Regions from separate parts of the Mus musculus genome. Here region 2 is linked to region 1. A link is a loop called in an ENCODE intact Hi-C map of the cell type or tissue named here. Cell type or tissue: heart. All regions are shown on one strand. Links, peaks and the distances in the headings refer to the core of each region. The heading gives the core; the rest is flanking DNA. Region 1 has its middle 23 kb from the start of Setd7. Region 2 holds the start of Gm36008 (a long non-coding RNA gene).

Region 1 (4,390 bases), core at 177-4,176:
ATGTTTGGGAATCAGGACTCACAAGGAACACTGAGCCAGATTGCTATTTAGGCAAAGATTTACTAGAAGAGATATTAATGCCACAGAGAAAACATGACAGGATTCCATGTGGCAGTGTTAGGGAAAGGGACTCCTTACAGATTCCCAGGGAAGGCTAGGTTCCATGATGTAGGAGGAAGAGTGGCATAAAAGCCAGAGGCCTCGCAGCCACATCTCCTACAAGAGGACCTGATTGAGGACTGCCTGAGAGACCAAGGATTGCTGACACAGACAATGCCAGCCAATCGGGAACTGCAGTTTAAAAGAGATGCTTTCTGGGGACCAGTGGGGTGCTGCTGGTGGAGGGTATGAAAGGGAGCTTGCAGCAGATGAGCTTTCTGTGGCATCTCTCACCTGCTATGGGAGTCTGCACCACCTCACCTCCAACTCCCAAGGGCAGGTAAGGTGGAGCATCAAGTAGTCCAGGGCACAGGCAACACCATGCCACTTCATTGATAAATAATTTGTGATACTCGCAGTTTGGCTGTCTCTGATTGCTGGCTGCCAGAGGCACGAGGGGAGGTTTTGCATTTGGAAGAAGGAATGTATGATCTGGAGGATATAGGAGAAGAGCGGGCCATTTGGTTGCTGTGTCTCCATCATACGCAGCAGCAAGGTCCAGCTTAAAGTCTATTAGCCTGGGCCCTGTACCCAGGATCCATGCTAAGATGGAGAGAAGGGCACAGCTGCACATGCTATGACCCGAGCAGCCTTCAGTTGCCAGCTGCCAGCCAGTGAGTTCTGAGCGGAGCTTGCAAACACCAGGAAAGCAGTAACTTCTACAGTGGATTAGTTTACTGACAGACCTTAGATGAGTGGACTCCTGGGAGGTGGGGCCTGGATGGAGAAGGCTGATCTGTGGAGGAATGCCTTTCCCTTAGGACACTCTCACCAGTGCACACTGCTATCTGAGAGCTAACCCACTTTGTTCTGCCACATGCTCATGCTATGCTGCCTGATTATGTGGGGGCCAAGAAGCAACAGAGCCAAGAAACCGTGGATCCAGCCCTTCCTCCCTTAAATTATGTTCTTGTTACAATGGAAGCTAACTGACACATAGTTACAAGAGCTCCATTCGCCCTGCATCACCATCCCCTGCATCCCCTGGGAAAGTGTACACACAGACATCCATTATCACTCTGGCTGCCCTAAGGCAAGCATATAAGTCAAACGAAAGTTGAGTCCAAGGAGAATGTTCGTTGGGGAGTGACCTGGACTCCAGAGAATCCCTCTTTTGCTGAGCTAGGAAGAGAAGATGGGAATGTGTTAACGTGTGCTCCAGCGGGTCTCAGAAGACAGCGTGTGGAGCATGTCGGTCTCTTTTCCATTGCTATGACACCCCACCACAAACAGACAACTCACAGAAGAAAAACATAAGAGTCTGCCAAGGCAGGGAACCATGGCATCAAGATGCAGACACGGTGGCAAGAACAGGGAGTTGATGGCTTACATTCTGAATGGCAGGCACTAAGGGGGGTGGGGGGTAAGACTGCTGTGAGGAAGAGTGGGAGGTCTCGCACACTGTCGATCCTTTGAAAACCAGATGTGCCTCGCAGGGGACTTCCGACAGCCAGACACCAACAAATTATTTCCTACAGTCAACAGGAAGCTGAGGAACATTCAGATATTGCAGGGCCCACAATTACCCTATGAAATCAAGGAAATAACTATCAAAGGAGCAGTGAGGGGTGGAGAAGCCATGGGTTACCTCATCTCCACACTGGGACCTCGAGGGACGGCCTTGCTGCTGGCTGTACACTTGTTCCTGCCTCTTCTGAGACTGTGTAAGCAGAATCTGTCTAGAATTAAATCACTCCTCAAAGAAGTATATTTTCATCACCGTATGTTAATTTTCTCCTGTGGCATCGCCATGTTACCTCGGGGCTGCCGCTCACCCTCGTGGGGCTAGCGGACAAAGAAGAAATGGTGTTCCATACACTTTCCTCTGCTGTAATCTTGTCATAAGAAACAGACTCTGGTGGAATCAGACCCTTTAGCGCCACCTACAGGAAAACCGCGAAGTCTAGGATGGGAATGGCTCCCTGGAGTTGAAATCCTGGGTCAAACCAAAGCAGTTGGAGTTCTACTTATTTCTCTGCTTCTTTCAGGGGGAATTTCTGGTGTTTTCTGAGCACCGGGTGTTTCCACCGTTTCCATAGTATCATCTGTTATGGGATTATAAGACACCATAGGTGTAAAGTATGTCTCTGTGGCCATCAAATCATATGGGCTGTACAAGCAGGACAGGTGTTGAAAACCTACAGGCAAAGAAGTAGCCATGTTATGGCAGCTGTAAGGTCCCTGTCACAGAAAGGCAGCCACACCAGAGAGACAGCCAAGACAATCTCCAAGTCTGTGGACAGGAAATGCCAAATCAACCAGAAAACTGAGCAGGAGAGACCTTTGTGACAGGAGAGCTTTGCCCCTCCTGGAAGAGTCTCCACAGAGCCTGCTCTGACACCAGGCTACCATCTCTTCCAGCCAACCCTAGGGCCTATCCTAAGAAGATGGAGGAAATGAGCGCCCAGGGTCGTCTGGATGTTTTTCTCCTCTGTGTGGAGCAGGAAGATACAAGGAAGCCACGGCATCAGCTTGACTGCGGCAAGAGCTGTACTCAGCATCTCCAGGTCCCAAGGCCAAGCTGACTCAACTAACAAGTGGGCCTAGAAATCATTAAGCCAGCCTAATTGAAACTAATTCCAAGTTCCTCGCAGCCCTAAATTGCACAGAAGAGAACACAGAGCAGCCTTACAGCTGTACACGAAGCCAGGCTCAAATCGCGTTATTTATTTGGTTACCAATAAAAAGTGGCAGAGTTAGGACTCGGAGTTCCATCTTCCAATTCCATTTCCTCCCAAACTGCAGAGAAGGGCAATTTAGCCTTATTGAGCACACACGACACAGGAATTCTGTTAAAAGGCTTTATTGGTTTTAATCTGCAGAAGCCTCGAGAAAAAGAAGTAGCATCCAGGCCAGCATCACCCAACAGCAAGGCTTAAAGATGATGGATCATTTGTGTCTAAAAATCCTCCATTTCCATGAATAAAGACAAAAGGCCAGATCATTTAGCAAATAATAAGGAAAATCCTACTTATTAAAACCTGTGAAATATAATCAGAGATTGTATCTGTCTGTCTGTCTGTCTGTCTTAAAAGGAAAACCCAAACTCTCAAAATCATTTGTTGGGCTGCCAAGACGGCTCAGGTAAAGGCCCACCCTGCCAACCTTTCAGTTCAGTTCCCAGGAGTCACACAGTTAAAAAGAAAGAACTGACTCCTATAAGGTTCCCATAACTGTTCTCTGACCTCCACGTGTGCCCCACGGAACAACACAAATCAACAAACACAGGAACAAGTAAATAAATAATACTAACTTAAAAATTATTTAAGAAGAATGAACCTGAAGAAAATTATTCAACTCAAAAAAAGTTTTAAAGTCTAAGGAAAACAGAAAGGCAGAACTAACACTCTAGTCAGTCATACCTATACCCGTGTGTTCTGCATCTGTGCATCCAACTATAATTGACAAGATTTGGGGGATGCCGTGGTGCTGACCGTATCCTGATTCGTCACCACCATTCTCTAAACATTACAGTAGAATAACTGTTGCATGGCATTTACAATGTTTTTGGATATCTTAAATAATCTAAGCTGGACAGTGGTGGCACACGCCATCCATCGCAGCATCTGGGAGGCAGAGGCAGAAGGATCTCTGACTTCAAGGCCAGCCTGGTCTACAGAGTGAGTTCCCGGCCAGTGTTACTCAGTGAGGCAGAAGAAAGGAAGGGAAGAGGGGGTGAGGTGTAGGAGGGAAGGGATGGATCCCTGGAAACCAAACAAAGCAAAAGAACAGCAATGGTGAATATGTGTGTGTGTGTGTGTGTGTGTGTGTGTGTGTACATATATACATATCTGCTAGCCTAATCAAGAAAAAAAAAGGACAATACTCTAAGCTGAGATTGCGAAAATGCAGTGGCGTGTACACATATAAGAAAGCGTCATTTTTTAAAAAAGATTTATTTATTTTATGTATGTGAGTACACTGTAGCTGTACAGATGGTTGTGAGCCCTCATGTGGTTGCTGGGAATTGAATTTTTAGGACCTCTGCTTGCTCCAGTTGGCCCCACTCACTCTGGTCAACTCCACTTGTTCAGTCCCAAAGATTTATTTATCATTATACATAAATACACTGTAGCTGTCTTCTGACACACCAGAAGAGGGCATCAGATCTCATTACGGGTGGTTGTGAGCCACCATGTGGTTGCTGGGATTTGAACTCAGGACCTTTGGAAGAGCAGTCTGTGCTATTACCCACAAAGTACAATTCTTACAAAAGGAATCATTTGTGGGC
Region 2 (4,390 bases), core at 253-4,252, 72 kb after region 1:
ACATTCCAGGCTAGGGAGAGACACCCATCCCCTACCCCCCGCCCCCCGAGCCTGAAATAATTGTGTGTGGATTTCTCAGGAACCTTAGTAGAAGTCAGGGCTGGCAGCAGAGAGGAAGGAGTGGGCTGGGGTACCCAGTGAGCAGCTGGGAATTGTGTTCCTAAAGACCTGGAAGCCTTTTCCCAGAAAGCCACCCAGTGGAGTGAAGAAGCTATGTTTGTCTTCACAAAGCAATTTTGTTCAACTGAGCTTATTGCAGTTTTTAGAAACAGTCTTGTTTCGTTGGTTGGGAAGTATTTTAAATCACATTTATTTGCTTACCAGGAAGAGGGATGAGGTGAGTGCATTTGTCCCGTGGAGGGTGGGTGTCGGTCCCTGTGGGTCAGAAGATGACTTTAACGGTGTTAGTTCTCCCCTTCAATCAGTTTCCCCAGGGATCTAACAGGGGCTGTCAACAAGCACAGCTACCCACTGAGCCATCTGGCCACCTCTCTGGTTTTCTGAGTCAGGGTCTGGCTATGTTGCGCAGAGTGGCCTCAAACTGTGGGCAGTCCTCCTGCCTCCCAGGTTCTGGGATGACAAGCGTGTACTACTACTACTACTACATCTGGCTCAGAAACACTCTTGAAACCATGTTATTCCCCAGACCTTCCTCCCCTGTGTGGTGTGAAGACTCCGGTGAAGATGGAGGCCCTCGTGGAAGTGGGGAGTGGTGCTAAGGAGAGGCAGAGCTCCAGGTGCTTTTCTTCTTAACTTTTTATTGGTTCTTTGTGGATTTCACATCATGCACCCCAGTCCCACTCACCTCCCCTTCCCCTCATACCCTTGCAACCATCCCTCTCCACACCCTGTGGGAAGCCACATGTGCCGTTGCAGAGTGGCACTGACTACTGCTGGCCACCACGCATAAGTTTGGACAAACAACCAATGTGTACATATGCAGTAAAGTCTTTTGCAAAGACACTGCCTGGCCCGGGCATGAAAATGAGGCTTTGAGAGTATAACCAATCAGATGTGAGACATGCAAATGAGGTATGATAATGAGGCTCTGTGAGGTACAGAGAGAGAGAGTAGCCAATCAGATGAGGAACATGCAAATGAGGCTTAGTGCATAACCAATCCGGGTGTGAGACACGCCTTTCCTAGGCCTATATAAGCAGCACCAGTTCTGGGCTCGGGGTCTTTTCGCCTCTGCAATCAAGCTCTCCCAATAAACGTGTGCAGAAGGATCCTGTTGCAGCGTCGTCTGGCGTGCGCAAGAACACCCCAACAAAAACATCTCATTGTGGAAGCTTTAGTGTTGTCACAGTGTACCCCACAGTATACCCTTTTGCCCACACTTCTTTGCTTGCAGAGTCCTTGGTCAGGTGACAAGGCCTCTGGCTTCTGCTACTCTATCAATTACTGGAACCTCAATGGGACTCCTCTTGGATATACTGTTGTTGCTCTGTATCATGGAGATCCTGCAGTTTTGGATCTGCAGGACCAGGTCCTTCACGCACTCCAGCAGTTCATTGATGGGGTAGATGCTGGCATGGGCCAATTCGATGAAAGCCCTGGATCTGGGCCTGTGAAGTATCTACCCTGGGCAGCCTGCCACAACCACACCATAAGGGCAAGCTCTACTGCCCCATCCAGGCTGGCTCAACCGATGCCACCACCAGCAAGGGCAGGGCCAACTCTCCCACTCATGCTCCCTCATGCCTTCCGGGCTGGCTCATCTGCACCCACGCCATCAGGGCCAGCTCTACTATGCTGCCCAGGCCCATTGCAGAACCCAGTCTCCTTGGGATGTAACTTACAATAGCAATTGCTGGACAATGGAGTTAGGCTTTTAAAATGCAGACTTGGGACTGGAGACTTGCTGATCAAATATGAAGATTTCAGTTCAGATCCCTAAGGACCCACATAAAAAGCTAAGCTGTGGCCTCCACCTCAGCTGTTGATCTCAGGGGTGGGGCAGTGACAAGAGGGCCACTTTGGGCTTGCTGGCCACCAGCTCAGCTCCAGGTTCAGCGAGGAGAAATCCTGTCCCAGGAATAAGGCAAAGGGTGGTAATGACCAATACCCTTTTCTGAACTCAGGAAGCTTAGAATATACACCACACACACATATAGACACACAAATGTAAGGTTTGCTAATATTTAGGTATAATGATAAAGACGAGGACACAAGTGTCAGTGGAGAGACACTTTGTCAGTGACAGTTTTCACATCCTGTGTGGCCACACAGGGAAATACAAGATTGGCGAGGAGACAGAGGAATCTAGAGCCGATTAGGGCAAGCGCTTTGCCTGTGTCTTCTGCAAGGAGGACGTTGAGTCAGGGGAAGCACACCAGGGCTGTATTGGCTCTGGGGTGCAGGACCTTCCTGAGTTCAGACCTTGGGGTGAAAATGACAGAAGGTATCCTAGGACTGTAAGGAGATCACCGGAGATGTATCCCCCCCCCCGCCCCCATTCCACCCACGCTGTGCTGCCTTGCATGTTTTCTAGGGTTTGTAGTCGTAGGAAGTGAGTTGCCCTGGCCAGGCAAAGGCTCCAGAGCCAGTCTCCAGAACGGAAAAGAAGATGCTGGGAATGAATGAAGAGTGAGCCCTGTGCTTGGAGTCTGAGCGACTGAAGTGAGGAGAAAAATGAAAGTTACCTCCCATCCGCTGACTCCTTAGGGGCTCCCCGGAAATTGCCTTCACCCCTAGCTTTTGCTTCCCAGACAATCCTTGGCTTTCTCTGTGGCTCAGCGCCCTCTTGTGGCGAGAGCTTATCCTCCTATCATTTCCTAAGGCCTAGTTCCTACGTGTCTTCAAAAGAAACACAAAGGCCAGGCACATACCACTTGAGAAGGGAAACAGAGGCTGGAAAATCAGGAATTCAAGTCACCCTGGGCTATATCAAGGCTAGCCTGGGCTACATAAGAACTTCTCAAAACAAAAAACACAACAAACAAACAAAACAAAGAAGAATAAAAAGGAGAAGTCTGCCCAGGTGTGGCTGAGTGGCAGGACTGGGGGGGTGGGGGGTAGGGGGGCGCGCACGCGCACGCCCACACACCCACCCACCCACACACACACACACACACACACACACACACACACACGTGCTCAAACACACACGTGCTCAATCATGCACACATCACAAAGGACAAAACCAACTTTACCTAATCTTTTTCTTAATCACCAGATTGAACTTTGAATAGCTTCGTAATTGTTTTTAAAGCCCATATTTAAGACGGCTAATAGTACATTTGGTGCCTACAGTAAACTGCATCAAACAAAGCTGGTTTATATTTAAAGACAAAGATTCTTTTGTTTGGTATGGTTTGGGGTTTGGGGTTTGATTTTCAAGACAAAGTTTCTCTGTGTCCTGGAACTCACTCTGTAGACTAGGCTGGCCTCAGAACCCAGAAATCCACCCGCCTCAACCTCCCAAATGCTGGGATTAAAGGAGTGTGCCACCACCATCCAGAGGTGTTTTTTTATTTTGTTTTGTTTTGTTTTGTTTTTTGTTTTTGTTTTTTTTAAGTCTCCAGGCACTTTAAGGTGCTTTAGCTAGAATGCAGTTATGCGCCCATTAGTCCTAAAGGCTCTAAACCCTGAACTTCCCTATGTCATCTTCAGTGCTCAGTCCCTGCTGCAGAGAGAGTCCTGGTTCATGGACGATGTTGTCTTCGCCTTCATCATATGCACCAAACACAAGGAATTAAATCAAGTTACAGGTAGTAGGCAGCTTCATGGATTTCTTCTTGATTCCAGGCTCCAGCTGCTCTCTGGCAGAGAGCACACCTCTCTAAAATAGGGACGTCTTGGGCACCTGTACCCAGAGCTGGAGATAAGCAAGGCATGGCAGCACATGCCTTTAATCCTAGCACACAGGAGGCAAGGGGATCTATAGATGAGCTCAAGGCTAGCATAGTCTACACAGCAAGTTCCAGGGGTAACCAGGGCTACCTAGTGAGACAGTCATCTCAAAAAAAAAAAAAGCTTGAAATGAAAATTAAGTCAGGGATGGCCGGATGGCTCAGTGGGGAAAGGCACCTGCTGCTACTGTGGCACCTGGGGCCCTGTGTTCAGTCCCCGAGTGGAGGAAAGAGAGCACAGACTCCTGGGAGTGGTCCTCTCACCTCCACATGTGTACAAACATGCATGTACAAAAATAAATTAAAATGTGATTTAACATTTTAATCTCTCTCTGTGTCTCTGTCTCTGTCTCTGTCTCTGTCTCTCTCTCTCTCTCTCTCTCTCTCTCTCTCTCTGTGTGTGTGTGTGTGTGTGTGTGTGTGTGTGTGTGTGTGTGTGTGTGTGTGTTAGCATGAGTGTGGAGGTCAGAGGGCAGCTTGTAGAGGTTAGTTCCCTCCGATGTGTGGATCCCAGGGATGAAACCAAGATTGTCACA

The links. Peaks named below come from ENCODE experiments on the same cell type or tissue, not always from the same donor. Only the 100,000 strongest peaks of a DNase experiment are listed, where the experiment ranks them.
Region 2: a loop joins it to region 1, with 5 times the contacts of the local background. A loop is called at or near these places in 5 of 42 quality-filtered maps.

The regions. Positions count from the first base shown.
Region 1 is chr3:51,581,408-51,585,797 of GRCm38, reverse strand. No RefSeq gene overlaps it. Among named protein-coding and RNA genes, the nearest start is that of Setd7, 23 kb to the right of the region's middle. In heart, for the core only: a CTCF peak has its summit at 2,035 (motif pointing left); DNase peaks (open chromatin) are centred at 1,717 and 2,007; H3K27ac peaks cover 448 bases; H3K27me3 peaks cover 442 bases.
Region 2 is chr3:51,509,414-51,513,803 of GRCm38, reverse strand. It overlaps Gm36008 (a long non-coding RNA gene), which reads right to left and starts at 2,816. Exons shown (of 4, transcript XR_003954701.1): 1 at 2,646-2,816; 2 at 322-375. In heart, for the core only: a CTCF peak has its summit at 2,749 (motif pointing left); a DNase peak (open chromatin) is centred at 2,713; H3K27ac peaks cover 332 bases.